Linked DNA regions of Homo sapiens: regions 2, 3, 4, 5, 6 and 7 are each linked to region 1. A link is an interaction called in ENCODE POLR2A ChIA-PET data of the cell type or tissue named here. Cell type or tissue: MCF 10A. All regions are shown on one strand. Links, peaks and the distances in the headings refer to the core of each region. The heading gives the core; the rest is flanking DNA.

What was found. Peaks named below come from ENCODE experiments on the same cell type or tissue, not always from the same donor. Only the 100,000 strongest peaks of a DNase experiment are listed, where the experiment ranks them.
Region 2: POLR2A ChIA-PET joins it to region 1 with 12 read pairs; 2 of 35 experiments call an interaction of 5 or more read pairs at or near these places.
Region 3: POLR2A ChIA-PET joins it to region 1 with 21 read pairs; 3 of 35 experiments call an interaction of 5 or more read pairs at or near these places.
Region 4: POLR2A ChIA-PET joins it to region 1 with 24 read pairs; 3 of 35 experiments call an interaction of 5 or more read pairs at or near these places.
Region 5: POLR2A ChIA-PET joins it to region 1 with 33 read pairs; 3 of 35 experiments call an interaction of 5 or more read pairs at or near these places.
Region 6: POLR2A ChIA-PET joins it to region 1 with 31 read pairs; 2 of 35 experiments call an interaction of 5 or more read pairs at or near these places.
Region 7: POLR2A ChIA-PET joins it to region 1 with 25 read pairs; 2 of 35 experiments call an interaction of 5 or more read pairs at or near these places.

Annotation. Positions count from the first base shown.
Region 1 is chr18:31,040,633-31,045,199 of GRCh38, forward strand. DSC3 (desmocollin 3) reads right to left here and starts at 2,110. Exons shown (of 16, transcript NM_001941.5): 1 at 1,960-2,110. The coding sequence starts at 2,028. LOC124904345 (a long non-coding RNA gene) reads left to right here and starts at 901. Exons shown (of 2, transcript XR_007066445.1): 1 at 901-1,202; 2 at 1,810-4,567. In MCF 10A, for the core only: no CTCF peak of the experiment used is centred there; DNase peaks (open chromatin) are centred at 509, 909 and 2,219.
Region 2 is chr18:31,486,133-31,490,699 of GRCh38, forward strand. No RefSeq gene overlaps it. Among named protein-coding and RNA genes, the nearest start is that of DSG2, 9.8 kb to the right of the region's middle. RefSeq lists an enhancer at 64-4,211. In MCF 10A, for the core only: no CTCF peak of the experiment used is centred there; a DNase peak (open chromatin) is centred at 1,689.
Region 3 is chr18:31,506,735-31,511,301 of GRCh38, forward strand. The region is part of intron 1 of DSG2 (desmoglein 2); the gene reads left to right. Among named protein-coding and RNA genes, the nearest start is that of DSG2, 11 kb to the left of the region's middle. RefSeq lists an enhancer at 4,520-4,567. In MCF 10A, for the core only: no CTCF peak of the experiment used is centred there; a DNase peak (open chromatin) is centred at 2,187.
Region 4 is chr18:31,204,597-31,209,163 of GRCh38, forward strand. No RefSeq gene overlaps it. Among named protein-coding and RNA genes, the nearest start is that of DSC1, 44 kb to the left of the region's middle. RefSeq lists an enhancer at 1,531-2,730 and a silencer at 2,204-2,253. In MCF 10A, for the core only: a CTCF peak has its summit at 2,258; a DNase peak (open chromatin) is centred at 2,445.
Region 5 is chr18:31,196,145-31,200,711 of GRCh38, forward strand. No RefSeq gene overlaps it. Among named protein-coding and RNA genes, the nearest start is that of DSC1, 36 kb to the left of the region's middle. In MCF 10A, for the core only: no CTCF peak of the experiment used is centred there; a DNase peak (open chromatin) is centred at 1,787.
Region 6 is chr18:31,266,835-31,271,401 of GRCh38, forward strand. No RefSeq gene overlaps it. Among named protein-coding and RNA genes, the nearest start is that of DSG1, 49 kb to the right of the region's middle. RefSeq lists an enhancer at 1,367-1,486. In MCF 10A, for the core only: no CTCF peak of the experiment used is centred there; a DNase peak (open chromatin) is centred at 2,387.
Region 7 is chr18:31,273,294-31,277,860 of GRCh38, forward strand. No RefSeq gene overlaps it. Among named protein-coding and RNA genes, the nearest start is that of DSG1, 43 kb to the right of the region's middle. In MCF 10A, for the core only: no CTCF peak of the experiment used is centred there; DNase peaks (open chromatin) are centred at 1,838 and 2,638.

The DNA of each region.
Region 1 (4,567 bases), core at 206-4,205:
GGAAGACTAAAATTTAACAAGTCTCAGATTCTTGTTAAAGACTTGCTTTGAAAAGCTGTCTCCTTAGAACAAACAATGTTTTAAAGATAAGTAATGGTTTAAAGATATCCATTAAAGTCTCTATAAAATGAAAAATGTTTCTAAAATGCCGTGTCATTAATATTATATTGAAAAGTTGAGAGTCGTATGAGTCAAAAGGAAGGAAATACATACATGAGATGGTCAAGAGAAGTGTTAATTTACCCATCCGGTCCGAAATTGCAAGTGTTTGTAAACTGACAATTGCAGATGAAATAGTCATTTTCTGTGCACTTTCCGGTATTTAAGTCTCCAGATACAGCATTTAACCTAAACTCAACGGAATTATTTTAAAAAAAAAAAATCTTAAACGAGTATGTGCTAGATCAAAGCTGAAGCTTCCTCCGTTTAGATTTACGCGCACCTTCTTCCTTGCCACAGCTCGACACCCCCACCCATGCCTTGCCGGGAAAGCTCCTGGTCTTCCATGGCCTCTGGGAGCCTCGAGCGAATGCGAGAAATTCTGAGAGCAGCACCCGTAGTTTCGTTCCCCATCCTCAATCCCTTCGCAAAGGAAACACAAAACCCCAAATGCATGCTTGTAAACTGAAAAGCTGAAAATGCTTTTAAATATATTACAAAAGAACACATTCTCTAAGCCGTTTCCATTTGTAGTCACTTCATAAGCTCAGATACTTTGTTGGAACAGTTCCCGGGCAAATGGATGCGCTTATTTGTCCAATTCCTTCTCCATAAACATATCGTAGATCATAACTACCAATCCCATATTCATACCTCGCTGACCTTAAGGGAGGACAACCCTTGGACCCACTCCCACTTGCCAGGGTGGAGGGCCAGGAAGCAGTAAGAATCCGCGAGACCAGACTCGGCTCACTGCCGACGCGGGTATAGACCTCGCTCCCATCGGACCCCATGCGCATCCATGGATGCGGGTAAGTCGCGGGTCCGCGGCTCCTTTCTGGGCGTGCGGAATGAAACTCTGTTGAAGCCTGAAGCTTCGCGTGTAACCGCGCCGCCAGAGTTCCGAACACTTCAAGTCTCCCGTGTTCTCAGAGCATCGTCTCTAACTTCCTCTCCTAGAGGATTTCGTCCTGGGCGGCAGGTTTCCGTAGACTCGAAACCCCAGGCTGTGCTCCGGCCGCGCAGTCCTCCCCGGAGCCGGAGTAAGTACGACGCAACCCCACCGCATCCATCATCCCCCACCACTGTCACCCTCTACCCGCCTCCACACCTCGGCAGCATCCCCAAAACACAACACGACCCCAACCCCCATTCTGGCCCGGTCTTCCCACACTTTCGCGCCCCCGGCACATCCCGCCCCCAGCTGGGTGGCTGGCGGGGGTGGACCGCTTGGGTGAGCTTCTGAATACCCTTTAGGGGAGATACCGAGAAACCCACTTCTCAGGGGCAGCCCCACCAAGGGACCCAGGGACACAGCCCCGGCTCCACTCACTAACGAACCAATCCGGGTCAACTGCGACCCAGAGCTGGGGAGGGGGCAGCCCCTAAATCCCTTTTCAAGTCTGTGCTTTGAGCTCTCAGGGATCCTCTCCACCCAAAGGCGCCCTCCAACCACCATCACCACCAGCTCCACCACCTGGGGAGAAGCGTGAATCCCAACCCCCTGCCCAACCCGCGACGGCGCCCGCCAGAGCGCAGCGAAGCCTGAGCGCGACTCAGAATTCCAACAATCGAACACCTTGTCTCAAAACAAAAAGCTCAGTCCAGAGTCGACCCGCAAACACACGTTTTCTCTCCTCACTCCTGCAGGCCCGAACTTGGGGCTGCTACCAGACCCGCAGCATTGATCTGAGCCGCGGTTGTCACGTTTCGGCCCGCTTTGTCCCCAGCTCCGTGCAGCGTCCAGGGCGGATCCACCCCCGTCCCCACCCCAGCCCTATCCGGCGAGATCTGGCTTACCACGAGGGTCAGCAGCAGATGCAGGCAGACGGCTCCGCGCACGGAGCGCCGGGGCCCAGCGGCGGCCATCGGGATGCCGGGCAGGGCCAGGAGAACGCGGGCGCCGGGAGGGTGCCGAGAGCGAGACCTGCCGAGGTGCAGGGCGCGGGAGGTGCTTTTCTCGCCGCTGCTTGTTTTTAAGTGTATTTGGCCTCTCTCAGGCTTGCCTGCCCGGGAGCAACTTCACTTCTGAAACCGGATTGGACCCAGAGGACGCGGAGAGGCCACTCCTTGTTATTTCTCAAGTTTTATCATCGCCGGCGCGGCTGAGGAGCTGCCCGAGCCTGCCCCTCTGCTCCCCAGCAGCCACCCGGGCGTTCGCGCTCGGGAAAGCGGTCTCTGGCGCACCCTCTGCCAGTTCTCCCACGCCCCTCGGCTGCCCCGCGGCGCTGCCGCCCCGCCCGGCCCGCAGAGAGGCCCTGGCAGCCCAGATCGTCCCAGGGCGGCCCCATCGCCGGCGCTGCGCGGTGCATCTCAATGCAGAACCCCAATCCGCCCGCAGGGATCCCTGCCTCGACACGGGCTCTGCTGGATGCCAGGAACACCCTTGTCATTGGATCAGCGGATCTCCCCTTCGACGTCTGAACAAATTCTGCCAATGTTTTCAGATTAAAGCAAAATACATGTACTGTATTCTCTCCGGATTTGACTAACATGACAAAATACACGACAGAAGGAATTTATCCCAGATGGCATGATAAACAGTTTTTGGCATGTCAGAAATTAAAACCAAATTTAAGAAATTCTAATCTAACCATTTTTACGCACCCAAAATATGAGTGATTACACTCAGCGCTCTATTAACTGTCAGTTTGGGGGACTCATATGAACCTTCTAAAAACGACTTTGTTCTTAGATGTGAATTATTGGTTTACTACTTACTGGTACCAAAATGAAATTTTTCAGGTGGTCAAAGGAATATCTACCACACAAAACCTTCTAAAACGAGGCTTACAGATTCTACATCATGCAACGACTATTTATCAGGGCCCGAAGTCGGCCAAGCTTTGTGTGAGGGCATGGAAGAAAGGAAATGCAGAAAATCTAGTTCCTGTCGGAAATAATTCAAAGTCAGAAAGGGACGAAAGACAATCATTCCTAGCCCAGTAGGCTACACTTTTTAATAGAGATGTCGTTTGTAACACCAGGGGGACATCCTCTTATTTCTCCCTAAACTGAATTTTAAGTTCCCCGAGTTCCCATCTACTGGATTCAGGAGGAAATCCCTCTCAGACATGAGATGCTACTCCTCGAAGTCCATTCAAAAGTTGCAAGGTCGGGAATTTCAGACAGCCAATTAATCATGAAAGGGTGTTATGACCTTCATTCATCTCACTCTGGCTCAAGTCTAATAGACTCCTCGTCGTCTAAGCCATGTATTCCCTGAAGTCTGGGGCTTCCCTGAAACTCATGAGGCTCAGCTTTAAGGGCTCAGACACTCTAAGTTGAGCTTCCCAGTGTGAATCTCCCAGGCACCCGTCAGTGGAGGTCTCTGTATGTAAGAGCTCTTCCAGTCTCAGAGAAAGTTCTCCAAACTTCTCTCCACTCCAGGGTTTTCACCTCCCATCCTCCACGTGCCTCCAGCATGACCTCAGAGAAAGCTTCTCAAAGTCACTTCCAGCCCCCCAGCCCTCAGAAACTCAAGTAGAATGGTTTTCTTGAACTTAGATGAGTAAAGGAGATGGCTAGCACCAATCTCCCTCCCTCACCACTTTGAATTCACTGTTAGAGTGAAGGGTTGAGGTGTTAAGGCATTTTAGAGGAGAGGATCTAACTTAGCTGAAGAAAGCTTTGAAGAAGCAAAATGTTGCGATAAGCCCAGCAAAGAAAAGGGAAAGGGTAGGAGAATGCTTCAAGATAACACAACATCAACAGGACATGAGAAGCTCTGGAGAGCCTTGTGAGAGTGCCCCAGGGTAAGAAAGCAGAAAGGGGTTGGTTCAGAATGGTTACATGCAATGGCTGGGAATTCGGTTAGAAAGATGGTTCATGACAAACCATGCTGAGGAATTTAATTTCATCCTGACAGAAATGGAGAACCATCCATTCAATGTGTGAAAAGGGTTAGTAACTACTGTTACAAAATTGTCACTTTTGGTGAGTTTGCACATATGAACCCATTTGTGCTGTAATATGGCTTTCTTTAATACCTAGGGAATGAAAGACTTTGAAGTGTTTGTCTTTATTCTAACTATTCTTAGTTTTTCTATGATTTCAACTCTATCTTCAGATTTATGAGAGTCTGGCCTGGTTAGGACTGTCCTTTGAAAGACTAAAACTCTAAAATTGCTATCCCCTGATTATTTTGACTGTGCTGTGTAATAGAGGATATTTATTGTTAAGCCTACTGACTAATATGACAATTGCTGTGAGCTTCCATTTTTAGCTTCCGCAAAATAAAAGTTGTAGGAATCTGCTTTAGAAAAACTCGAAGAAAACATATTATGGATATTTTTAACTTGTATTGCAAAATTCTAGGTGCAATACGAACATTAATAACTGAATGTAGTATTAGTAATGATTTTGGAATTTCCTGTTTGTCCACCATGAGTATATTAATCTAAGTCCT
Region 2 (4,567 bases), core at 150-4,149, 450 kb after region 1:
TGTTTCTATTTCACTTTTTCATTGCACATAAGACTGTCATTGTCTATCTACGAATGAATAATTGCCAAAAACCAGTTTTGTCTGTTTTTTCTGTCTTCTGAGGGGTTTTTAAAATTTATTTATTTCTGTGTATCTCCCTAAGCTCATTAGTCACAATGGGTCAGTGTGATGGTTTCCCTCTGAAACTCAGTAAGTACTGCTGTGCCTGCCCTAAAAGCCTGCAAGCCCTGTCATGCTGGTGATGGATTCCAGTCCAGGACTGCTGTTAGCAACCAAGGACTCCCCTGCTCTCTTTCTTTGCTATTTCCCTTATCTTTCCAAGAACTTCCATAAACAAAACTTAGGGTGAAACCGAAATGATAGATTTGTCATGAGTAGATAAAATTAACTTTCCCCAGTGTTGCACTCCTGTAGTGAATGCACATTTTGTTCATTTCCAGGGAGAAGGAGGATTTTTCATGTTGTTGATGCTTTCTTCCTTGGTTCCCCCTGCAAGGAAGGGAGCCTTAAAGCAGAGGAAGAACAGCCGTGTTCTCCACTGGCGTCTGAACTCCTCCACTTCACCCTGTCCCGGCAGTCTTAGCAATGCCCGCCCTTGACGAAATTGTGAGGTAGAGCAATTTTATCCACAGCGAGCCAGGCCCCCCATCACACCCCCACCCCAGTCTGGTGACAGTCCCTCATGTCCTTCCAGGAATCCAATGTTCTCTTCCCCTTTTCCCCTTTACCCTCATTTTACACTCTCTCTCTCTCAATTCCAAAATAACCTTGAAAATTTCTTCACTTATTCATGTATTTACACATTCAGCTGGGATTTACCGAAAGCCTACATTGGGCCAGGCACTGTTTTATTTGCAGGATACACGGCAGTTCACAGAGAAAAATCCCAGCCCTCACAAAGTTTACATCCTAGGGAATGGCAACAGATAAGAAATAAGTTAAAACACAGTCTTTTAGGTTACAATGTACCAAGAAGAAAAATACAGAAGAGAAAAAGAGGATGGGGAGCTCTGGGCACGGGGGGCGGGGGGAGGGTAATTACAATTTTAAAATCACTGGTCAGGGAATGTCCTTACTGAGAAGGTAACATTTGAGGGGAGAAAAGTGAAGAGTGACGGAAAAGACCTTGTACATTTCTGGAGCAGAAACTTCCAGGGAAAAGGAACCGCAAGTGCAAGGCTCCGAGGTGGGGCATGCCTGGTGAACCTGTGGCACTAGACTAAGATGTAAATAACTGACAGTGGATCAACATTCTGCCCTCCCAGTAATATGCACTCCAAGGAAGCCTTCTGCTGAAGGAATGCCGACATTAATCAGTGAATGCGAGAGGCCTTCTGTTGGGGCCTCCAGGCCTTGCTGGGGTTTCCCAGGCAGTTGCCTGTTTCATAATTGCCTCAATCCAGCATTATTATATTCTGATCACATTTTTAAACTACTGTGACTTAGTTCAAAAAAGATTGCATGAGATGTGTTCAACACCCTACTGATTCCCAAGAATAGACCATTTTGTTTCCTCTACTGCACCAAATGCTATTTTGCAACTGTCACTGTCTTTCCCTAATTCTCCTCTGCCTCATGAACAATGTTAACAATTTCCTTAAAACAGCTTGGCTCAGAGACTTTGCATCCAAAGCAGTCAGTCCATGTATACTGACTCACAAGGAGGAACATGTGGGGAAAGCTCAGTGAGACACTGTGACTCACGGCACTGGGACTCTCACTCTTTCGGGATGTTGACGTCTGAGGCTGTGATCTCAGGGCTGCCTATTTTTGCTCCCCCAGAATGAGGGGACTGTTCATTAAGGACGTGCTGGCTTCTCTGTGCTAGACAACAGGGCTTGGAGTCTGCTGGGCTTTATTATCCTGTGAGTTCTAACTGGGAAAGTCAACATAACTCTTCCCGCTCTCTTATTAGAGGCCTCCTCCACCCCCACGTTGGCCAGCGCTCCTCTCTCACCACCTAAGGCAGAAGCGTCTCTTGGTCCATCTAACTGGAGAGTCCATAAGAAATTCAAGATCCTGACTCCAAATGTTGGTGCTGTCATCCATGCCTTGACTTCCATGGAATAGGACCATGGGTCTTTCTCCAGGATTGAGGGGAAGGACGATCCTCTCCCATTTCTCCATGGCCAATGTAACAAACTGTCTATTCTCAACTGGGCCCTGAGCTCCTCCAGCTTCATTCACCCTGTCTGTCTTCCTCCTGACCACACTCAATTCCAGGAGTATCCTGGATACTTACACCTCTTTTTTTTCTTTTCTTTTGATAAAGATTTTTTTATAGAATGGAAAGTTACAGTTTCTAACCTAAACCTTTTCCTCTGAAACTTAAACATGTTTCTGCTTAAAGAAGCAATAGGAATATATTCCTTATAGAAACGATTTTTAGGACTTTTACATTCTTTTTCTGATACTGTCACTTTATTCTTTTTTTTGAGACGGAGTTTCACTCTTGTTGCCCAGGCTGGAGTGCACTGGCACCACCTCGGCTCACTGCAACCTTCACCTCCCAGGTTCAAGCGATTCTCCTGCCTCAGCCTCCCAAGTAGCTGGGATTACAGACATGCTCCGTCACGCTCAGCTAATTTTTTGTATTTAGTAGAGATGGGGTTTCACCACGTTGGTTGGGCTGGTCTTGAACTCCTGACCTCAGGTGATTCACCACCTAGGCCTCCCAAAGTGCTGGGATTACAGGCTTGAGCCACTGCACCTGACCACTTTATTCTTTACTAGGTTAAATATTCCCAGCACCTTCAGCCTTTTGTTATAGATCTTGTTTATCATCTTTGTATGTGTGATATTGTCCTCAGTGCCTAGTTCAGTTCTCTTTATAGATGTTTTACATAGATATTTCCATAAGATGTCATCAATCTGGACCTAGAAAAACATCAAAATAATAGTTGATCTTTCCTGGATACTTACACCTCTTAACTGTCATCTGGGTCACTCTACAACCCTGACTTACACCTACCAGCTGCCATCCTTATTCTGCTCTGGGCTGCAGTGTTGTTAGGGAAAACATACGTACACAAACTGACATGTGCGTGTATGTGTGCAAATGCATGTACACATACATACCACAGACCAACAGTTTCTTACCAGAACCTCTGCTAATTCACCCACAGTGGATATTCCAAACACTTTTCCTTATAATACTCCTTTTTCACTTAGAATTAATCCCTTCCAGTGTGTGGGCTTATTTCAACAAGTCTTAATTGATCATCTGATATGTGCTGGATGCTGAGGGTTGGGCTCACTGTGAATATCATATGGCCTCTGCTCCCAAAGAAGGAACAGCTTTGAGAAAAAGAAATGGGTGGAAGAGTAGACATGGATGAAATAACCATAAACTATAATGTGATTGCTGCTATGCAGGTTGTGTGAGTCATCTGGGATAGAGCCACAGAGTACTGAAGGAGAGGTAAGTAACTGGATATGGAGAGGATGGAAAAAGGAATAGAGGATGCCACTCAGGTCCTAAAGTGAGTGGCCAAGTTCGCAAGGCTGCCATTGACTGAGTGGGGCATATGAGAAAGCAGCAAGCTTGCACTGGAGAGAAAGTAAAGAGAGGAGATATTAATCTGTTCTCATGCTGCTAATAAAGACAAACCTGAGACTGGGTAATTTATAAAGGAAAGAGGTTTAGTAGACTCACAGTTCTACATGGCTGGGGAGGCCTCACAATCATGGCAAAAGAGAAGCAGAGGCATGTCTTACATGGAGGGAGACAAGAGAGAATGACAGCCAAGCAAAAGAGGAAACCCATTATAAAACCATCAGATCTCGTGAGACTTATTCACTACCATGAGAACAGTATGGGGGACACTGCCCCCATGATTCAATTATCTCCCACCAGGTCCCTCCCACAAAACGTGGGAATTATGGGAGCTAAAATTCAAGATGAGATTTAGGTGGGGGACACAGCGAAACCATATCAGAGGGAAAGCTTTTTTGTCAATATGCTGAGTTTGATATCCCTACAAAATTATTATGGAAGTGTGAGGTTCCCATGAAATATCCAAATAGTGAGGTCCCATGATTTGAGCTTGAGAAAGAAAGCTAAGTTTACACAATGAAAGTGACCACAGAATCATACCTGCTACTAAGTAAGAAGAAAAGAAGCAAAGTTTGGAACTCAGAAGACACACACATTTTACAAGTAGCAGAGGGCAAGAAAGGGATTGAGAAAGAACAGCCAGTGAGATGGGAACAAAATAAGGTGACTATTTCTGCTGCCCAAATCTATTTGCAATGCAGTTGTCCTTTCTCATTTCAAATGACTTGCTAGGCTTTTCTAATTGGATTTTGTTCTAATGTCTCAAATTCAACATGTTTTTACCAAAAGGAAAGTTTTTACTTCTGATTCCCTGTTTGTGTCAACATGATGAAAAGAAAGCTTTTTTCACAGCTAAAGCGAAAGCCCCTGACTCTTCATCAACAGTGTCTATGCTTTGAGTCACTCTGCCCTGGCAGGTTCAACACCTGGTTCACAATTACTCATCCTTTAAGAATCACTTCAGCAAACTTCCTCCAAGAAGCCTTTTCTAACCCCATAGTCCAAAGTGTG
Region 3 (4,567 bases), core at 221-4,220, 470 kb after region 1:
TTTTGCCTAATTCCAAAAGCATTTGTGGCCATTACAGAAAACACCTACCAATAAAAGAGTAAAATATTTTTTACATGTCTAGTCATTTAATAAATGCTATTTTGAATTGAAATTGTATTTTAGTTAGTTTGCTTGTTTGAGCAATCCAACGACTTCAAGGAAAAGAAAAAGTATCGTTTTGCTTTTTTGTTTTTTCTTTTTTTTTAATTATACTTTAAGTTCTGGGGTACATGTGCAGAACGTGCAGGTTTGTTACATAGGTTTACACATGCCATTGTGGTTTGCTGCACCCATCAACTCGTCATCTGTATTAGGTATTTCTCCTAGTACTATCCCTCCCCTACCCCCACAGCCTCAACAGGCCGCAGTGTGTGACGTTCCCCTCCCTGTGTCCATGTGTTCTCGTTGTTCAACTCCCCACTTATAAGTGAGAACATGTGGTGTTTGGTTTTCTGTTCTTGTGTTAGTTTGCTGAGAATGATGGTTTCCAGCTTCATCCATGTCCCTGCAAAGGACATGAGCTCATCCTTTTTTATGGCTGCATAGTATTCCATGGTGTATATGTACCACATTTTCTTTATCCAGTCTATCATTGATGGGCATTTGGGTTGGTTCCAAGTTTTTGCTGTTGTGAATAGTGCCTCAATAAACATATGTGTGCATGTGTCTTTATAGTAGAATGATTTATAATCTTATGGGTATATACCCAGTAATGGGATTGCTGAGTCAAATGGTATTTCTGGTTCTAGATCCTTGATGAATCGCCACACTGTCTTCCACAATGGTTGAACTAATTTACAGTCCCACCAACAGTGTAAAAGCATTCCTATTTCTCCATATCCTCTCCAGCATCTGTTGTTTCCTGGCTTTTTAATGATCGCCATTCTAACTGGTGTGAGATGGTATCTCATTGTGGTTTTGATTTGCATTCCCCTAATGACCAGTGATGATGAGCTTTTTTTCATGTTTGTTGGCTGCATAAATGTCTTCTTTTGAGAAGTGTCTGTTCATATCCTTCACCCACCTTTTGATAGGGCTGAGTGTTTTTTTCTTGTAAATTTGTTTAAGTTCCTTGTAGATTCTGGATATTAGCCCTTTGTCAGATGGATAGATTGCAAAAATTTTCTCCCATTCTGTAGGTTGCCTGTTCACTCTGATGATGGTTTCTTTTGCTGTGCAGAAGCTCTTTAGTTTAATTAGATCCCATTTGTCAATTTTGGCTTTTGTTGCCATTGCTTTAGGTGTTTTAGTCATGAAGTCTTTGCCAATGCCTATATCCTGAATGGTATTGCCTAGGTTTTCTTCTAGGATTTTTATGGTTTTAGGTCTTACATTTAAGTCTTTAATCCATCATGAGTTAATTTTTGTATAAAGTGTAAGGAAGGGGTCCAGTTTCAGTTTTCTGCATGTGGCTAGCCAGTTTTCCCAACACCATAAAATGGTATTTTTTGAGTGACAAATGCTTAGGACCAGTAAAAGTTAAACTAGAAGAAGAGGTATAAACCAGGGGAAAACACTACCTAAAGTGTTTTCCTACAGTTCAATTGTAGTTGATGAATACTTGTAAAATGAAAAATCTTTTTGTGATGGGGAGAATTCACAGTTACTGAACTGCCTGATTTATTTTATTTTATTTTATTTTATTTTATTTTATTTTATTTTATTTTATTTATTCTTGAGATAGAGTCTCATTCCGTCACCCAGGCTGGAGTGCAGTGGCGCCATCTCGGCTCACTGCAACCTCCGCCTCCTGGGTTCAAGTGATTCTTGTGCCTCAGCCTCCCTAGTAGCTGGGATTACAGGCATGCACCACCACACCTGGCTAATTTTTGTATTTTTAGTAGAGATGGAGTTTCACCATGTTGGCCAGGTTAGTCTTGAACTCCTGACCACAGGTGATCTGCCTACCTCTGCCTCCCAAAGTGCTGGGATTACAGGTGTGAGCTTACAGGCGTGAGCCACTGAGCCCGGCCTGAATTGCCTGATTTAGAACACATCTTTTCACACATCTGTCTGTAACTAGGGGCTCATTATCCAGTTTATGAATTATCCAGGCTCTCCTCTTCTTCCCTTTCCTATGCTACCATGTGATTTTACACAGTGGTTTCCAAAAGTGTGGTCCCACTTTTGGGGCCAAGCAGCATCAGCATCCCCAGGAAACTTGTTAGATACAAATTCTTGGACCCCATCCAGACCTACTGAGTCAGACACTCTAAGGCGGGACTCAGTAATCTGTGTTTTATCAAGGTGATTCTAATGCCACTCAAGCTTGAAAACCACTGTTAACATCCCAATTAGAAAATAAAAATAACTGGAGTAGAAAAGAAGATTAAATATTAAAAAGCCCTATGTCAAGGGAAAAAATAGGAACTGTCCATGAATATACAAAACTTTACTTGAAATAAGAATTCACAGCATGAATGAACAAGTCAAGTGTAGCAAAGCATTGCTAAATGCATATTTTAAAATTCTATGAGTTAATAAAAAGCTTTCAAAGAAACTGTCTTCCTCTTTGTAACTAACTTCAATATGACTCACCTAAAATCATATTTGTTACATTCAGATTAGCCCAAACATCCGAAGAACAGGTGAAAGATTTTGGTAAGTCATGTACTTTATTACTGTCAGACTTAAAATATTTATTATTATCTAAAGTTCAAATTCAGAGTTCAAAAATTAAAAGTTCAAAATATTGCTCTTTTTTTTTAAATTAGCAATTGTGAAAAATATAATTACATATTTAAATCAGCTGTTGAGTGAGACTGCTATAGGAGTATATAAATGTCTAGATCATCTGTAAGTTGGACTTTTAAGTTGGAATTTTCTAAATAAGTTATGCTGGTTAGCCGTAAAATAAATGTTATAAAAACTGTCTTTTCTTCCTCCTGTCCCCAAAATAAGATTAAGAAGAGAAAAGTGCAGTAGGTGAATTCCAACATAAATCTGACCCACGTCAGATTTATCAGAGCAGATCACCAAACTCACTGGTCCACCCTGACTGCACTGGGTCACTTGAACTCTTCTGAACATGTACATTTCTATGACTGTAGACTACAGAGCCTTCTTTGTGGCTATGGACGCTACTACAGACCAGACCACCAGCTCTGCCAATACAAATAGAAAAGTCAGGATGTGTGACCAGAGGAAATAAACAAGTGGCATCCACTCCCTTTATTTTATCTCATTTTATTTCTTTCAGATTATTTCAGCCAAAGTTGAAAGCTCTTTAAGAATGGATTGGGGATAAACCAGGGATCCTCTGGGCAGTTTTTGATTTGACCTTCTATACAATAAAAGGGAGAAACAAAAGAATTATAAAACATTCTGCTGGTTGGAAGGTTGAGTAACCAAGGAAAGAAAATAACACAGATGTTAGATGATGGGCCTGAGGTGGGCATGAATTTAAAGAACCACTGGCAAGTGCCACGTCCTCTGTGTTTGAGTTCTAAAGATAGTCCGTTGAGCACACTGCTTACCTTCTAGTAATTTCTCGCTGAATGGACATTAGAAGCCATTATAGTGACTGAAAGTTGAAATAATGTTTTAAACTAATTTGTATTTCTCTACATCCATTTTTAATAAGGTATCTCTTAGTCTGATCTATTAAAGTTTAAGGGATCACCTCACCATAAAACCACTGAACACTTCAAGATTCTCTACTTTAAAGGAAAGACTTCTGACAGAGAACCTGTCAGCCAGGAGGAGCTGTCATCCAGTGACTCATGAGTCCTTCTGGATTCTTGTTTAAACTCATCAAGGTGACTTCAGAACAGAAAGTCTTTTCTAAAAGTGCTGACCTTGAAAACAAAGAGTACATTGATTGATGGTGTTTGGTATTCCCTCATGCCTCTGCAGGAAAAAAAAAAAAATCTTTTGCCAGATACCAGGAAGTCCAGTTTTTATAAGATGTGCAGGATCCAATGGTAGAAAAATTTTTTACATGTTTTTCAAAGCAGCAAAACTAGTTAATAAAATACTTTTTTTAGAGTTTAGCAAATTAGAAAAGCTTTTGCAGAATTTTTTGGTTCATCTGAAAACACTGCTTTGGATACAGGAACTAGCAGCTTACTTTTCCTCGTCAGTCTTAAAGTCATGTTGCAGGTGACATTTTTCTGTCACCAAGTTCCTGGTGAGAAAAAAAGTCACAGATTTAGTGTTTGGAGGAAACCTTATTGGCCATTTTGTCCAGCCACCCCTCCCATGCTTGAAACCTCTTCACAGCATCCCCACAGGAGGTGACTCAAACTTACAGAGTGGACAGGTTTTTTAAAAAGTGCCAGGGAGTGGGAATGGAGGACTAAGGCAGAGAGTTTCTGCTTGTTCCAGTCATGTTACTTGCAGTATACTACCCACTAGAGATGTACAGAATCTCCACAGTCCTCTGCAGCTTGTATTACTGTCCTGACCCTGGTTATTACAGTAGCTTCCAATCAGAGAAACGCAGCCATGGTGTCTTAACCTCGGCACTTGGCCAGTTGCAGCCAGATAACACTTAGTTGTAAGGGCTATCATGTGCATTGTAGGATGTTTGACAGCATCTCTGGTTTCTACCCACTAGATGCCACTG
Region 4 (4,567 bases), core at 319-4,318, 160 kb after region 1:
GCCATCTACTGTCATGTTTAATATTGCTTGTGTTTCATAAATTGCTTGTATTTCATTACTGCTTGTATTTCATAAATTGGTGCAAATACTCAGAACTTGCAAAAATAATTACCATTCAAAACCAAGAAATAAAGAAATAATGATATGCTTGTTTGTAGTATTATGACTAAATACAAATTTACTGGAAAGCTCTGCTCATAAACTCCATTTTCTTTCTGAGAAGCTGGCTTCACAAATTGGAAAATAATACTTTTATGCATATATTTTCTCATTCAACAAATATTTGTAGAAAGCCTGCCCTGCTGTGTGCCAGGCACTGTGTTAGGCCTGATACAATGATAAACAGGAGAGGGGATACAATAACGAATAGGAGAGTTGTGACCTCTGCCCTCAGGAACAGGGCACTTGTGGTGCAGACAGATAAGTAAACACACTGCCATGTGTGAGGAGCGCCAGGGCAGGGAAAGGGGAATGTGCCCTGGGAGCACACACCAGGAACCCCAGACCCACACTTCATGGTTGCAGGTAGGGAAGGTTCGCTGGTGGGAATGACCTTTAAGCTATTCTCTGAAGGATAAGGATTACCAAGTAAAGGGGGAGATTGGAGTGGCGGAAAGGATAGAGAGTGTTTCCAAAAGAGGAAACAGCATCCATGAAGGTATACAGGAGAGAGACAATGGTATATTTAAGAAACTGAGAGAAGGTTCATTTGGCATGAAGCCAGCATGGAGTTCAAGGTGGAGAGTACCAGGAGATAAGAATAAAGAACTAAAGAAGATCCAGCTTGTACAGAGTTATGCTAGTAGTACTTAAAAATTGGGCTTTTATCTAAGGACAATGAGTTCCAACAAGAATAGTAACATAACAGGTTAGGGAGGTTCATTTAGAAACCACTGACATCCACTAGAATATGCAGAGGCTTCCTAACACTGTCTGGCATTCTTCTCTGCTGGAACTCTTTGTTAGAATACATGGACATGGTCACTGCAGCCATGTAACAGGTTAAAATGAAAAGCACCTTTGTCGACGTCTCTTTTTCCAAACAAATATTGACTTCAGCAAAAGAGGTTTCATCACCTTCTGCCCACCTGTGTCTTCTCCCACTATTGCACATCTTTGGCCACATCTATTATCTACCTGTCTCCGGAGACACTCTCCTCTCTGCAAGGGAAACAGGGGAATTGTCCTGGAAGGTCAGTGCTATAGGGTTAAGAGGAACTATAAAACATGTCTCACCAGGTACAATGGCACGTGCCTGTAATCACAGCTGCTCAGAAGTCTGAGGCTGGAGAATGGCTCGAGCCCAGGAGTTCAAGACCAGCCTAGACAACATAGTGACACCCTATCTAAAAACAAACAAATAAATAAATATTAAAATACATTTAAAAAAATTACTCTAATATTCAAAAAAAGTTTCTCAAGCCAAAAGGAAAGCCTTCAATCCAGCCTCCATCACACCATTTCATAAAGGTAGAATACGTGGTGCTTTTTACACATTGCTTTATAAAACAAAGCAGTAGACTGAAGAAATGCTGAATGGTGGCCTTGATTACTACCTCATTGTGCCTTTGCACAAGTGGAAAGGCTGGGCTTGGAAGTCAAAAGACTTTAATGTTAGTTCTGCTAGCTATAAACTGTATGATCCCAGCAAATAACATAACCACTGTTGCCTCATTTCCTCTGTCTGTGAAACTGGAATTATACTTCCGCCTCTATGACTTTGAAAAGATATGGGAGGTAACTGCACAAGAGAAAGCACCTCACGTAAAACCTAAAAAGCAATAACAGCTCTCCTGTAGGAAGTATCTACTGTGTGCTGGCTATGTTACGTATTTCGTTTAATCCTTATAACACCCCCTTTGATAGGTATTACTTTTCACTTCCTACAGGTGAGGAAAATAAGGCCTAAATAGGTTAAGTAACTTCCCTGAAGCCCCACAGCTTTGCCACTTAGCCAAGATTTGAACCCAGTTCTAGCTCAGACCAACGCCATGCAAGCTTTTTGCTCTAATGCCTTTTCCCCCTTCCTTTCTCTTTTTGGCACACCAACTACAGACTGCAATAGGTTTTAATTTAAAATGCCTAATAAAAACATACTTTTATCAGAAAAAGCTACATACTTATATATGTATCATGCACATGATTACATGAGCAACACATATTCGCAATATAATTAATTCAAGTAATAATTCTGTCCCACCCTGATATTATGTATGTCCCATTTCCGATACCATCTTCTGTGTTCCAGAGATGAGCAACCTTGCTTGTGCTTGCTCAAGCGAAACACAGTCAACTGCTCCGGTGTCACTCGCTCCTCAAGTGGCCTGAAGCCGTCCAGCGGTCTCGGTGAGTAATGCAGTGACTAAAGCCCACACAAAAAGGAAGCAGTGCCCTTTTAATAGAGCCACAATATAAAGAAAACACTCAAGCCAGTTCCAGCTACTGTGAATGATTTATTGGGTGAGCCCTGCCCGACTAGGCCCAGCAATTTCCCATTTGTTGCGTCCCAATCCTGCCCCTCCCACATCTCCACCCTCCTGCTGCGGGCCCTTCCCAGGCACCTCCCTCTTTTTATGGTGACTGCAACTCTGCAGCTAACAGCTCACACACCACACCCTGACTCCTGCACTGGCTCAGGCTCCCTGGGATCTCTCTGCCCAACCCTCAATCCCCTCCTTCTACCTGCATGAAGCCTCTCATTAACGTGCCTTCCTTGACTCCTCTACAGACACCTCCCACTTAGATTCCTCAGCCTGTCTTCTTTCATCTCCTTTTTCATTTTATAAATTCTTTCCTAATTACCTCAAATCACAAGCATGTCAGATTAATTGAGTAAACCTCTTGAAAGTCTGTCCTCATAGACAGAGCACTCTGATGACAATCTTCCTCGAAGGGACAGCTAGACACTCGGTTAGGTCAGCTCCTTAGGTCTTGCGGCAATGCCTCATGTAAATGCTGCACGATATCCATTCGAGTGCAGACAATTGCCAATTACTGGTTAATAATTAGCATGGCACTCATTTCTTTATGGTAGTCATAATAATCGCAATAATAATAATAACTTCCATTTATTGGTCTAGAAATCACTGTGTGGCAGGTGCTTTTCATGCAGTAGCTTACTCAATCCCATAAGAACCCTTTGAAGGTAGGCATTTTTAGAGTAAACAGATGTACAGATTAAGGCAAAAAGAAATTCAGACGCTTTTTTGTTACATGGAATTAAGTACCAGAGACAGATTTCAAACTCAGTCTCTCTAAACACAAAGCCTGTCCATGCTTCCTGACAGCTCCAACCACATCCACTCTTCCCTCCATTGTTACTGACACTTCCATTCATGGTTTCTCCTTATTCATCACTCTCCTTAAAGAATTCTTTGCTAGAATTCTATAGATTCTGTTTATATAACACTTTTTCTGTCTATTTTCTTCCCTTCCCACTGCAACCACCCTGGTTAAGGTCTTCATTACCTTCCTCCTAAACCATCCAGCAACCATCTGACCAGTCATACTGTCTTGTTTCTCCCTCTAAATCCAGTCTTCACAGGGCTTCATATTTTCTCCTACTTAAAAAAAAAAAAAGTAATACGTTTCCACTGCCAATTAACTCAGGGAAACTTCTCATTCTAGCATTAAAATTTTTTAAAAAATTCTTTGTAAAATGAGATCAGTTTTTCTGTTGCCATATTTACTTTACTTTTAATGGCCATAGAATATTGCAGGAGAGACTGGGAAACAGAGATCAGTCACAGAAACAGATTTAGGCTCAGGCCTAAAAGATTTAGAAGAACTCTGACATCAGAAGAGGAGACACTGGGCAGGAAACTAAGGTGGGGCTTCATACAAAGAGTGAGTCCTTAGTCTTGAGAATACAAGCTTTGGTGCTGAGATGACCTGATACACTATGAAGACGAATTTAGCAAATATAAATTTTACCTTAATCATCTAAAAATTGTCTCATTTTTTAAAAATGCATGTTGATTCTAAAGATTAAATCCCAGATTCTGTATTAAAAAGAAAACTGTATTATGCTTCAAACAGTAAGAAATTCATTGGTATATTTAGAATCCCTTTTTGTAGTTTACTTCTATGATTTCCTTTGACTTTAAATAGTAGCTAGAGAGACCCTCTCAAGTTTACTGTTAATATTAATATATTATACATTGGGGGAATAAAAGGGATGACCTCACCTCCAGTTCTTGCTGTTTACCTTCTACACACCTTAAATTGAAATTATACGTTAATATCTCTACATTGGTGAACTTAAGTTAGTGACTAAGAGTATTTTAAGGTTATTAATCAATGACAGCAGGGTAATTCTATTTATAAGTAATGAATCCTAAAATGAATACTTGTTAAAAAAAAAAAAGTAGCTTCAACAGTGCTTACAATTCCCATAGTTTATTCATTCTTTTTGTGTATGTACATTATTTAAATAATTGAGGAAGTATATCAAAGCTTTAGAAATGCAAATAAAGCTGATTGTAATTGTAAATTGCCATCATTATTCTTTTGGATACCACAGCAATGTAAATTGAATAGCTAAGGCATGTAATTATGAAATTATTTA
Region 5 (4,567 bases), core at 219-4,218, 160 kb after region 1:
TGGAGGTTGCAGTGAGCCAAGATAGCGCCACTGCACTCCAGTCTGGGTGACAGAGTGAAACCCTGTCTCAAAAAGGAAGAAAAGGCTGGGCGCGGTGGCTCACGCCTGTAATCCCAGCACTTTAGGAGGCCGAGGTGGGCGGATCACGAGGTCAGGAGATCGAGACCACGGTGAAACCCCGTCTCTACTAAAAATACAAAAAATTAGCCAGGCGGGGTGGCGGGCACCTGTAGTCCCAGCTACTCGGGAGGCTGAGGCAGGAGAATGGCGTGAACCCAGGAGGCGGAGCTTGCAGTGAGCTGAGATTGCGCCACTGCACTCCAGCCTGGGCGACAGAGCGAGACTCCGTCTCAAAAAAAAAAAAAAAAAAAAAAGCAAATGAGCAGGCCTTTTCATATCAGAAATTCAGAGGCTCTCTTATATATGCCATAAATAAAATAGTGACAACAGAGAGCCTGTAGAGACACAGCTTGAATGGAAAATTATTGAAGTTTCTCCAAGCTAAAATTTATATTTGCATGCTTTGTGTAGCTACATACTTTAGCTAGACACTTTAGCCTACTTTCTATCCAGCCATCGTGGAAAGTAAACATGTGCCTGTTTAACACCCAGTGTTTCTCAAACATTGATCCATACTTACTATGTCAGAAATACCTGAAGAGTTATTTTGTTTTGTTTTGTTTTGTTTTGTTTTTGTTTTTTTTTTTTGAGATGGAGTTTTGCTCTCGTTGCCCAGGCTGGAGTGCAATGGTGCAATCTCAGCTCACTGCAACCCCCGCCTCCCGGGTTCAAGCAATTCTCCTGCCTTAGCCTCCCGAGTAGCTGGGATTACAAACGCCCACCACCACACCCAGCTGATTTTTGTATTTTTAGTAGAGACGGTGTTTCACCATGTTGGCCAGGCTGCCCTCGAACTCCTGATCTGAGATGATCCACCCAACTCGGCCCTCAAAATGTTGGGATTAGAGGCGTAAGCCACAGCGCCCAGCTGAGTTTTTTAAGTATATTAATTATTGGGTCCAACCTTAACAGATTCTGAGTCAGGTAAGTCTGTGTTGGATCCTTTAACTGTTGTATTTTGTTAATTTTTTTTTTTAATTTCCTAGGTGATTGAGATACACAGCCATGTTAGGAAACCGTGACTTTAAACCCAAATGTTTAATCTTTTTTGCAGATTTCATTAGCAATAATTCACAAAGCATATTCATCTTCTACAGCTCATGAAATAACTCTGTTCTTGAAAATCAGAGTACATGTAGAGGAGAAGGGGTTTTTGTTCTGACAATATAATACTGTCCAATGCTACGTGATTGGTAGATAAGGCCTCCAAATCCCTCATAAATTGTGGGATTTAGATGAGATAATTTTAAAGTTCACTGAAGCCATAAAGTTATTTAACCTATGTAATCTACAGAATTAGATGTGAAATAGAAATGTTGATTATGATTTTCATCAAAAGCATATGGGCTATATAAATTGCTAGGAAAACGTGAAACAAATTAAAAAGCCATAAATAAAAGAGCTTAATCCTTGAATTAAAACAAACAAACAAAAAAGCAACCACATTCATAGCTGAATCTACCTGAAAGGCCAGGATTAGTCATATAATGATTTAACCCCTGCTTTGGTCAGCATTTTTCTATAATTTCCTTGCCAACCCAGAATGAGAATGGTGACAGGTCTGGAAAGTAGTTTTCAGTGTGCTGAGCTTGAACAAAGAACAGTTTCCAGGGTGGGTGGGGTGAACCTTATTTTTCAGTGAGATGTCACTCCTGTCTGATTAGGACGCTGTGAATCACTGTATATTTGGCACACTGCCAACTGAAACGTACCTTTGCTTTTCTCCCTTTGGTCTCTCCCTCACTTATTATCATGGGAAAAGATAAAATTCACAAGCTCTAGATCAAGAGTTTACTTCTCAAAAGAAATATCTCATTTTAGAAGCACATTCTAACATCCCAGAATCACACGTCGATTAGATTGTCTTCAATCTAAACTATTATTTGTGATAAAAGCTCTAAATTACTGTATTCCTTTCTAATTTTATTATCCTTAAACTGTACCTTAACTATGTTCACTTTTTGTACAATTGGAAAATGGTTGTATATTAAGTATTCATCAGTCATTACTGAATTTCAGGGGGCAAAATTACAAATCATTTGTTAAACTTTCAAAATTATCTTTGTCTATAATCTCTCTTGTACCCTGAAAGACCACAGTAATACCATACTTTCTTTCCTCTCCTACTTAATGTTATTATACAGCTATTGAAACCACAATGGAGAATAAAAGAAGAGAAATAGCCATGTGTTTCATTTAAGATGAATAATTTCATCTAAGTAATTTCTACAAGACATTGCTTTGTTGTCTTTAAATTTCATTTACTTGAATGGGAATCAAAGGCATCTCCTTGTGAGTTATTCAGCACAAATCAGATTCCTTATTGGAAATTAAGCTTTGGACCTTGGCAATAGAACTACCTTCAATAAGACAGTAACATTGAAAATGTTTTTTCCCACCCACTGATTCTGCTTTACAGATCTAACATTTCCTCTCCCGATGTCGGAATAGCTCTGATATCACCCCCTCCTCCTTTCCTGTCTTGAGTCTTTGTTCTTCAAGTCCAGTGTCAATGATCATTTTATCAATGATCAGCTTCATTTCAAAGCTTGCAATGAGGTGACAATGCCAGGGCTTCCACGTCAGAGAAATAGGCCACCTTTGTCACCTGGCAAAAAACATTCTATTGGCACCTTCAAACCCATCTTTAGATATCAAGCTAGTAGTTTGGTGAAAATAAAAGTGCACCTTTACTAAATGTACCTCGAATGGCAAGGCCCTTCCAAAACCAAAACATTTAGACCAGGGGAGAGCTAAAATGTCTGACAGTTGTGTAAAGTGCAAGATTTAGGTGTGTGATGAATAATGATGTGAAAGGATGCATGTTGCATTTCTAGCCTGCAAACAATGACCATTTTTTGAAGAGTCAAGCAGCAAGCAGGGTGTCACCACAGCCTCCAGGTCTCTCCCAAGTGTCCTGCTGGTGATGGTTTCTGTGCGCCTGTCTGTAAAATTCTCCACCCTCGTACCCAAGCCCATAGCTCCTCCTTGTTGAGACTTGTCCCATTAGTCTTCTGAGGCTAGAACAAACCCAGGCGAAAGTCTTGATTGCTGGCTGAGATAATCAGGAATAAGTTGATTCTATTTAGCAACTTCTCAGCTGTGCGGTGGAGGTGGTTTCAACATTATAATCGAGGAAGTCCATAATGCCTTCCTAGAGATTGGTATCCAAATCAAAAACCTTCATGTTTACCTTGGTGCTACTAGCTTTGTCTTGAAAGTTTAAACCCTGCCAACTTAAGGAAATCTCTTATCATGTAAGTTTGACAGCTCTGTTTACTTTAGCCCTGACCTATAGTTTAATAGTGAAAAGTTTGGAGGAAACAAACCTCATAGGAGAATGCTTGACATTATTAAAATGCAAAGTACACAAAAGAGAAGCTACTGTGAAAGCTGTCTCCATTTGTGACTCACTCCTTGAAGAAATTTCTGGCCTTTATGCCATGTGTGCTCTGTGTGTTAGAAGTAAGCATCCTGTTAAAGGAGTACACAATAGATCCCTTCTTTTTTTTTAAGCTGAAGATGAAAATTTAAAAGAAAATGAAGTCTTTGTATCACTTCAACTTCAGTGAGTTTTGTTGTTGTTTTTTATTTTAAATTTGCAGAGTCGCTCTAGCTTATAAATATCATGGTAATTAATTTTACTTTACCTGAGCTGTCTTCATTCAGGTAGTTACTATAACATATTTTGAAAACTTAAATGAAGAAAGATTTGCAGCCCTGGGACAGGGGAAACAGAAAGCAATGGCTCAGCTTCTCCCGGGTGGAAAGGCAAAGTCAATGGAACCGGGAGTCAATACACATTCTCTTGTTTTTTTTTTTTTTCTTTTTGAAGACAATTGAGGAAATTTACTTATTTATTTTTAATTGATGAATAAAAATCGTATAGTGTACAACATGAGGTTTTGATATAGAAATACATAGTGGAATGACTAAATCAAGCTATTTAACTTCACATACTTATTTTTGTGATGACAGCAATTAAAATCTATTCTCTTAGCAATTTTCTTTTCTTTTTTTCTTTTTCTTTTTTCTTTTTTTTTTTTTTTTTTTTTTTGAGATGAATTCTCATTCTGTCACCCAGGCTGGAGTGCAGTGGTGCAATCTCAGCTCACCACAACCCCCGCCTCCCAGGTTTAAGCGATTCTCCTGCCTCAGCCTCCCAAGTAACTGAAATTACAGGCATCCGCCACCATGCTGGGCTAATTTTTGTATTTTTAGTAGAGATGGGGTTTCACCATGTTAACCAGGCTGGCCTTGAACTCCTGACCTCAGGCAATCCGCCCGCCTCAGCCTCTCAAAGTGCTGGGATTACAGGTGTGAGCCACTGCACTCGGCCGCAATTTTCAAGTATATACAATATATTGTTATTAACTGTAATCGCCATGATGCATAACAGGTCTCTTGAACTTGTTCCTTCTAACTGAAATTTTGTATCCTTGACTAA
Region 6 (4,567 bases), core at 195-4,194, 230 kb after region 1:
ATGACATGATTTCTTGAAGATTTATACAGTATAGTCTCTACTGAGGAATACATAAGTTGAACTCAATATAAATATTTTTTCAAGGTTTTTCTGAAATCTGTGAAGATTTCTGTTGATTCTCTGATTACACTAATTTTTTTTCTTGCTGAAACGTTATCTAAGTGAGAAAGTGACAGGCATACATTTTAACGTTCTAACTTTCATTTTGAGTCATACTTTAGACAAAAATAATAGGCCGGGTGCGGTGGCTCACGCCTGTAATCCCTGCATTTTGGGAGGCCGAGGCGGGCGGATCATGAGGTCAGGAGATTGAGACCATCCTGGCTAACACGGTGAAACCCCGTCTCTACTAAAAATACAAAAAGTTAGCCGGACGTGGTGGCGGGCACCTGTAGTCCCAGCTACTCGGGAGGCTGAGGCAGGAGAATGGTGTGAACCCGGGAGGCGGAGCTTGCAGTGAGCTGAGATCGTGCCACTGCACTCCAGCCTGGGCGACGAGCGAGACTCCGTCTCAAAAAATAATAATAATAATAATAATAATATTAATGCCAATTCCTTCTACATATTTCTTGAAATGTGAGGAAAATAATGATAACAAATGCTATGACTATGATTTTTGAAACTAAGAGTGGGCCCATAAATTGGGAAATAAATCTTAATTTAAACATTGGGTTTTAAAGTACTTACTCAATTCACTTCACAGTTACTTTGAAATAAAACCCCACAAACTTTTCTTATCTGACAATAAAATATAGTTTGATGATTTACTTTTGAAACTGTAATGCACTACACAGGTGGTTGTGGCTGTTATCATTATTTTTAAAAGCCAAGTTTCCACATCTGTACTTTGTGATCAGGGACTCTAATAGCAAGAAATAGTTGTATCATTGGTCAACAGAGTTATTTTGAACCTAGGTATTTTCCTTCAAAATGAGATGTGCTTTCCCCCGTCATAATAATTTTGATTCCATCACTTCTTTGTTATTCCATCTCTAAAAATGAAGATAAACATCTAAATTCTACAGTGTTTGGTCAATAACCTCCCTATTTAGATTTTAGTGCCCATTCATCATTATGCATATACCAAATTAGATTGCTGTAGAAGCAAATGTTTCTCAGAAAAATAATGAAACCCTTTATTTCATAGGTTCAGAGACATGTTGCTTCTTTGTAAATGGTAACTTGCCAGCCAGCTAACCCACGGTTAAGCAAAGATAAACTCCCTGGAAGGCAACAGATGTAATCTCAGCATTATTTTTTCTTCAGAGTTTTCCCAACCAGAATTTTTGTCTCTATTCCTGTTGCATTTTCATGTTTTCTTTCTTTCCATTTCTTTCTTTCTCTTTCCCATACTCTTCTGCATATGATTATTTTCTTCCTTTTTTTTTTCTTTCTTTTTTTCACCTCTGTCCTTCTCTCTGCAGTTTCTGATGCTGTGAACCTAGTGAATATTAAGGGACTTTCCTGGGGTATTTCCCAGAGGTTGAAGAAAAGCACCAGGACTGTGAAGTCACAGAAGCAGCCACAACACAGACTCTGGGAGGATGGGAAATGGCTAAAGTCATGATTTAGCCAGATGTTACAGAGTACAGGAAAAATAGAAAGTGAAGACCGGAAAAGTTCTATGCACTTTACTGAAATTGAAAACCCAAAATTCTCAACATGTTCATCCAATAAATTTTTTATATATATTTGGGATAAGTAAATTAAAATTGTATAAAAGATTTGTCTTAAATTCCTCAGCTAATATAGACAAAGTAGTACGACTGCACAAGCATTATCATAGATTCAGATGCGGGTATGGAGAGAGAAGAACTGGTCTGCTTTATTATATATTTTGCCAAATAGAGCTTATGGAAGAGAAGATATAAGAAAAATAATGAGGAACCTGTTTTAAACTGGATATGGGATAACTTCAGCATAAGTGATAGAATAGAAGAGAGAAAAGTAAAAAAAGGAGAAAACAGGCATGACTGACTAGTATGGGAATGTGAAAGAAATAAGAAAGAAATAAAAGTAGAAATGCAAAAAGCAATGGAAGGGTTCATATAAGTGATCAATAATTGCATCAGAATAAAATTAAGGGATATGGCCAATGGGGAAAAAGGATAATCAGGAGATTATCTGATTATAAAAGATAATGTTTGGAATAAGAGAGAGAGAGCAAAGGAAAGAGAGACAGAGAGAGAGAGATGATCAAGAGACCTGGGGAAAAAAATCTTGTTGACTGAAGTAGTAAGGTGGAAATAAATTTGGAAAGTAACATGGAGGAAGAAGCAGTAAAATGTTGTCATGAATAAAAGGAGAGCTGGTCTGAGATCATCTGCCAAGTGGAGGAGATGTGGACACCTGAGACAAAGGAAATATCAGTGACTACTGAGCGAGGAGTTGGAGCTTTGCCATAAACCAAGTAAAGTGAAAACACTAGTTCTTGCCAGCAAGCTGACTTTCACATGAAAGGGCAACAAACACATAATTTAATTATCATTGAAAGCAAAAATGACACCAACTGTGTTTTAAACTCTTCCTCATCTCATGGGATGTGATAATAAGTGAATCATGACAGCATCAAGCTCATTTCTGGTGCTTCACTAAAGTAACACAGTAAAAACATTAGCAGTCAAGAATTTGTGTAATTATTCAGTATCATCTTCCTGGAAAATTTTAGATACTTTGCAATTGAGATGCATTTACATGTTTCCTGATTCCTTCTTCAAAATAAAGGTCCATATGCAGTTTTTTGCCAAAACGAACAGAGAACGGAGAGGCAAAGCAGAACTACCCCAAGCTAACCTCCTTTGCCCATGGGTAGAACAGGCTTGTCACACCGAAAGTGAAAAACTCCCCATTAGAATATTGACTCTCCTCTGTAAACATCCAGTACAAGGAAATAAGAATACATGGATGCAAAGTAAACTCTTAGTTTCTACAATTGGTAGATAAAAGCTGGTGTTAATTTTTCTTTAAGCAGCCCAGGGTGCTTGACCTCCTTGAATCTACCTATGGTGTCGGAGGAATTCGTTGACATAAAGGTCCCCCAGCTCAGCAAGAGATAAGCCAGGGAAACATTGGAGTTTATGGCCGGGTTCTCCTGATACTGTTAGAACACTAAACCTTAGGGAAAGGACTATTTTTTTTTCTTCAAACTTCAGGGAGGCAGGCTTAGAATTAATTGCCCTTCCAGACAGAGAAGAGAGAATGTGATGCCTCTGGACACAGCAGTGTCTTGAACTTAAGACAAGGACATTGCAGTGTATTTTTCTGGCCGCCTTCTTTTAGTCAGTTCTAAAGGGATTCAAAAAGCTCTTTATAAAAGCAAATTTAGAAGAAGCTCTGTCCAAACTCATAGAGTAAGTTTAATTACTTCTAAAATTAACATAAAATGTGGAAAAGTGCACCTGTTATAGGCATATGCCTCAATAAATTTTTACCAGGTAACTAGACCCATGTAACCAGCTCCTTAATCATGATCTAGAACATTACTAGAAGGCCAGCCATCACTAACTCTCCAAATGTCACCACTGGCATGAATACTGATAACAAAGTTTTGCCTGTTTTTGTTTTTTGGTTTTTGTTTGTTTACATTAAATAAATGAAATAATGCTATATGTTCTCCTTTGTGACATATAGCTTCTTCCACTCAATAGTATGTTAGTCTGATTCATCCACATATTTTGGGATTGTTCTGAGTTGGTTATTCTCATTGCTCTATAGTATTCCATTATATGAATGTGCTGTAATGTATTATTCAACCTATTATTGATGATGTTAAAAGAAAAACTTCGGCCAAATTAAATTTAAAGTAGTTTTATTGAACAATGAACAATTTGTGAGTCAAGCAGCCCTCAGAATCACTGCAAATTCAGGGAGACTCCAGGGATGCCTCAAGGTCAGAACAAATTCATAGACAAAAAAAAGGGAAGTGATGTACAGAAATCCAAAGTGAGGTACAGAAACAGCTGAATTGGTTACAGGTTGGCCTTTGCCTTATTTGAACACAGTTTGAACACTTGGCAGCGTTTGAGTGGTTGAAGTAAGGCTGCTGGGATTGGCCAAGACTCAGCGATTGTTACAGGCCCATACTCCTAAATTAGGTTTTCAATCTTGTCTACCTATTAAGTTAGATTACTGTTCATCCACGATGACTCAAATATAGAAGTATGGAGCCATTCTCAGGACATATTTAGTTTGCTTTAACGATGGACGTTTGAATAGTTTCTAGTTTGGGGACATTATTAATAGTCCTGCTATGGATATGCTTATATGTGTCTTTCAGTGTGTATATTATTCACTTCTGAAAGGGATAGGTGGAATTGCTAAGCCATAGGTTATGTATATGTTCCTGTGTTTTACTAGATAGTGCCAAATAATTTTCCAAAGTATTTCTATCAATTTATATTTTAATTGTAATGTACGAGAGCTCCAACTGCTCTACATTTTTAATAACTCTTGACATTTTCCATCTTTTTATTTTAGTTTTCTAATGGGTGACCATATGGCTTTAGAGCTGTACTGTAGGAATAGTTGAAGAGTCTCAGACCAAATCCTGAAAATTCCAGTTGTAAAT
Region 7 (4,567 bases), core at 253-4,252, 230 kb after region 1:
ATAGCTTTAATAAGGTATAATATGCATGGGAAAAAAAGAAAACCAAGAATAAATTATCCTTAGGAAACCGTTTTATTTAAACAGCAAAAGGCGGATTCATGAAGATGTCTGCAATAACAAAACATAATAAAGGGATACAAAACTCCCCAAACCTAAAATATATTGACTTGATAAGATAGTTTAAAGCATTCAGATAAGACAGGGTAGAATATGACAATACTTTTATAATTGCAGAACCATAGTAAATAAAAAGATAATAAAATGGCATTTAATGTTATGTTTTTTGTCCAGTAAATGGTAAACTTTATTTATTTGATGGTTCTTGGAAAGTTGAAGAAAAATCTCTTTGAATTATAAAATTATAGAGATTATACCTGAATAAAATTGAAAACTCTGCTATGTTAAGTTGTGGAATGTTAAGGCAAATTAGTATTACATTTGCACCATATATTCCAAGAAATTCAAAATTGCTCTAAATTATAAACACAGTATTTCTTTCAAATAAGTGGGTATTGTTTGGTGGCTATCTCAATATTTTTCATGCAAGAAAAATGAAGCCGAGATTATTTAAATGACGTGTCACTTGTTTGATACAACAGGAGAGGCTCTTTAACTCAACTTAACAATGATTTCCAATGGGTTCAGCAGCATCTAATCAGAAACTTTCAAAGCAACCTTTTCTTTATCTGCCAGACTTTGAATATGGAACACAGTGTGTTTTTTTTCACCAGGTATTATATTATAGCACTATAAAGTCATTCTGGATGTCTAACTATGACACTTCTTTGTACAAAGTTCACAGATATAAAATTTTGAAAAAATTTTGAGCCAGTAAAATTTCTTCCAGAAGGCAAAATTCCATGAGGTTTTGTTTTTAATATCTGCATACACACAGTTTTCATCATCAAAGCAAGTTAATAGTATTGCAAGAAAAATAACTCTCAGGATTATACTATAATCACATAGACTTTTCAGCATTGACCCCTGCTGTTATTAGGTGGAATACTACTTTAAGTATGGCTGCAAACACTTGTACCTAATTGCACTTGTGAAGTAAATAACAATGCTTGGATTGTGCCCTTTCCTGCTCCAAAGCTGTTTGCAGTTGTACCAACAAGTTGATAGGTACGATTTGACCTCTGGCTCACAAGTTTGAAAACAAATGGCCCGTGCACATTTCAGACAATTATTTCTTTAGAACAATTTATGTTGGTCCCAGCTTTTACGTAAGTATTCTATAAAAGAAAGGTGTTACGTAGTATAATGTTTCTACAGAAATCTTTAACTCTTTAAAAGTTGGAAAGAAAAGTTATGTCTTCAAATAAGTTATTTTTAATTTTTCAAAGAAAATGCTTCGTGATTATTTATTTGACTTTGCACAGTCTAAATTGAAAACTGAAACAAGTCTTTTTACTTAGAAAAAAAGAATTATCAATTCTTTGAATAGATCTAATAATACTGAATAGACCTAATGTTTTAGAACTATATCTATCTGTGCTTTCACAGAGCCAAGTTTGTGAGATAGACACAACACTAATTAATATTTCTCTTATTCTTTTAAAATGGGAAAAGTAATAAAGATATTAGCCAATTATGTTTCTTATTGCTCTCCTTATGTTCTCAGACATTTAGCTGTCCCTAATTTAGCCTTCTCTCCTGCCTGCTTGCTTACAAACTCCCAAGTTCATATTTTAAGCAATTTCAATCAGGACAGATTAATAAATCCCAGCCTATTCATGGGAATTAACTAATTCAGAATGAATCTTTCCTAATTGTTTTGTGTTCACATGGGTGTTTGCTTTGGCCCCTCTCCAAGCCTCCAGCCAAGGGAGAACATTGTCTCACCACACCCAACTAAAAACAGAGTCAAGGAATGATTCCTTTGGTGAAAGCGTCACTGAATAAGCAGTTTTAGCTTGGTGCGTGTGTGTGTGTTTTTTAAAAGGAGATCTGTTTGTAGATTGTCAACAAAGCAGTTTCCACATAGAAGAATACCAATTCCTATTGTTGCTTTTTTTCCTAGCAATAACATTCTGAAATTTGCAATCTTTAGCACCAAGTTTTTAAAATCCTAAATGACATGTTGTTTTTTCCTGTATGAAAGTTTTCTTAAAAAGCAAATTGTAATTATTTTCTCAATCGTTTTCTTTTTGTTTTTCACCTCTACCCTTCCAAAATAACATAATTTCTGATAGTGTCATCTTTTAAATTTTAAAAGCGCATTCCTGAGTTAGCTCTTTCTTTTCAGAAGGCAAACATTGGTGCTCCAGTATAAAAACTAAAAGGTGCTGACACTATTATGGCACAGAACTTTTTACATAGTTTCTTGCCCTTCTGCATATGAAAGTCCAGAATTAGTTATTACATGGTTGGATCTGGGGACTGTGTCTGAGCCCACCAGAGAAGCCTGGTCCAAGCTTCCCATATCAGGGATCTCTTAATTTTTGAAGAATAATGCAGATTGGGTGCTTATAAAAAAAAAAAAAAAAAGAGAAATATGCCCATGAGCTGAATTGATATTCTAGAGAAAAATGGAGAGGCTTTCATAGAGAAATGAGGAAGTGCTAGTGAGGTTTTAGAGCCTCTGGTTCCTCTCCAAATCTACATCCAGGAAGTATCACCACCACTTTCCAAGGTGATGAATCAGACAATCCACTCCTCTCAGGAGCGGTTTCTGCAGTGGTGGCTGGCAAAGCACTTAGCTTGAGGGTTCATAAACACTTTTTGAAAATGGTAGTGATGACAGGCTCGGTGGTCTTTTGCCATAAGGCTTATGGGAGAAGGATTTTAGTCGTAGGGTTTTAAATAAATGCCACTGATAAGAGCTCAATGAGATAAAAAATATGTGTAGATGTAAGAACACAAACAGAAATTTGAAAACATCTTTGTCTTCCACAAGGTCATAAGAATCATAAGAATTTACTTTTGACCCAGAAAGTGAATGACTGACTTCCTTTCATGGTATGTTAATGCTGACCTAAGATAAAATATATAAACATCAAATAAGTATGTCATGTGTATGCTTTCAGAGTGTGGAGGAGGTGTCTGATCCTGCAACATAAATGTTCTGGTGGTATTTACCAAGTAACCTCTCATTTGGAAAAATAAAAACTTATCTGTCTCTTATTTTCTAAAAATTCTCCCCATTTTATAATGTTCTCCAGTTAAGAAAACTAGGTCTCTTTAACTCCTTTAGGGGACACCAAAAGCCAAATCAAACTAGGTAAGTTTCTGCTTTATTTTTCACAGCACAAATTTAAATATTGCCAAGTCTCATAAACCACGCCCTGTTTGTGAATGAATCTCAGGGAACATTTCAAAAACAACAGAGCAGACCTTTTGATTTTCCTTATCCACATTCTTTATTCTTCTCTTATTTCATATCCCTTTTTTGTACTTTCTTGATTAAAAAGAGAAACATAAACATTCTGTTCTAACACCTCCAATCCAATCTATATAAATGATGCTACCTGACTGCACTTCGCAATACTTAGTAAACTGTGCTCCCACGTTGCTCTGTATTTGTTTTTTATGTTTTTATATTTATTTTTTATATTGCTGTATTTATTTTTTATATTGCTTTTCACTATTCGGGAAACAATCCACAAGCATTTACTAAGCACATTCCACCTATTTAGTCTCTAGTATTAATTTCCTCCTTCTTGGAAAACTTAAGTTACACTGTGAAGGGCTCTGTGAAAGATGAGAAGGTTCTAACCCCTTTCTCCTGGAAGCTAACGTGTGCATGCGTGCACGTGTGTATAAAAGAGCAGGGTGAGTACATGAGGGATATATGTATAAACAATCAACTGCACTTCAAGTCAGAATGAGGAAAGTGATCACAGTATTTTAGATGTGTCTCTTCTGATTGTAAGACACATACCCACAAGGTCTGTGAAGCAGGCAGCTTGAGAGGAAGAAGATGGGCAGAGAATGAGGAGGAGGAGGCATTCTCTCCTGAGGCAGGGGAGTGATGGGCAAGTGCCCTGCGTGAGGGAGCTGAGCTGCCTGCGTAGGTGATTTAGTGCATGCCTATTTGCCTTAATCTCTAGGACATCGAATGTGTCCATGAGATGGCCTCTGATATGGCTTGGATGTTTGCCCTTGCCGAATCTCATGTTCAGTTGTAATCCTCAATGTTGAAGGTGGGGCCTGGTGGGAGGTAACTGGATCACGGGGCTGGTTTCTCATGGTTTAACACCATCCCCTTTTGGTGCTGCCATCGAGATAGTGAGTTCTCATGAGATCTAATTGTTTAAAAGCGTGTGGCACCTCCTCCCTCTCTCTCTTGCTTGTACTCCTTCCATGTGATGGGTGTGCTCCCCCTTTGCCTTCTGTCATGGTTGTAAGTTTCCTGAGGCCTCCCCAGAAGCTGAGCAGATGCCAGCATTATGCTTGCTGTACAGCCTGTGGAACCATGAGCCAATTAAACCTCTTTATTTTCATATATAAATTACCCAGTCTCAGGTATTTCTTTATAGCGATGCAAGAAGGAGCTAATACAACCTTGATGACCACACAGGATGCTCAAGTTAATACATTGTAATATACACATCGTCCTGAATGA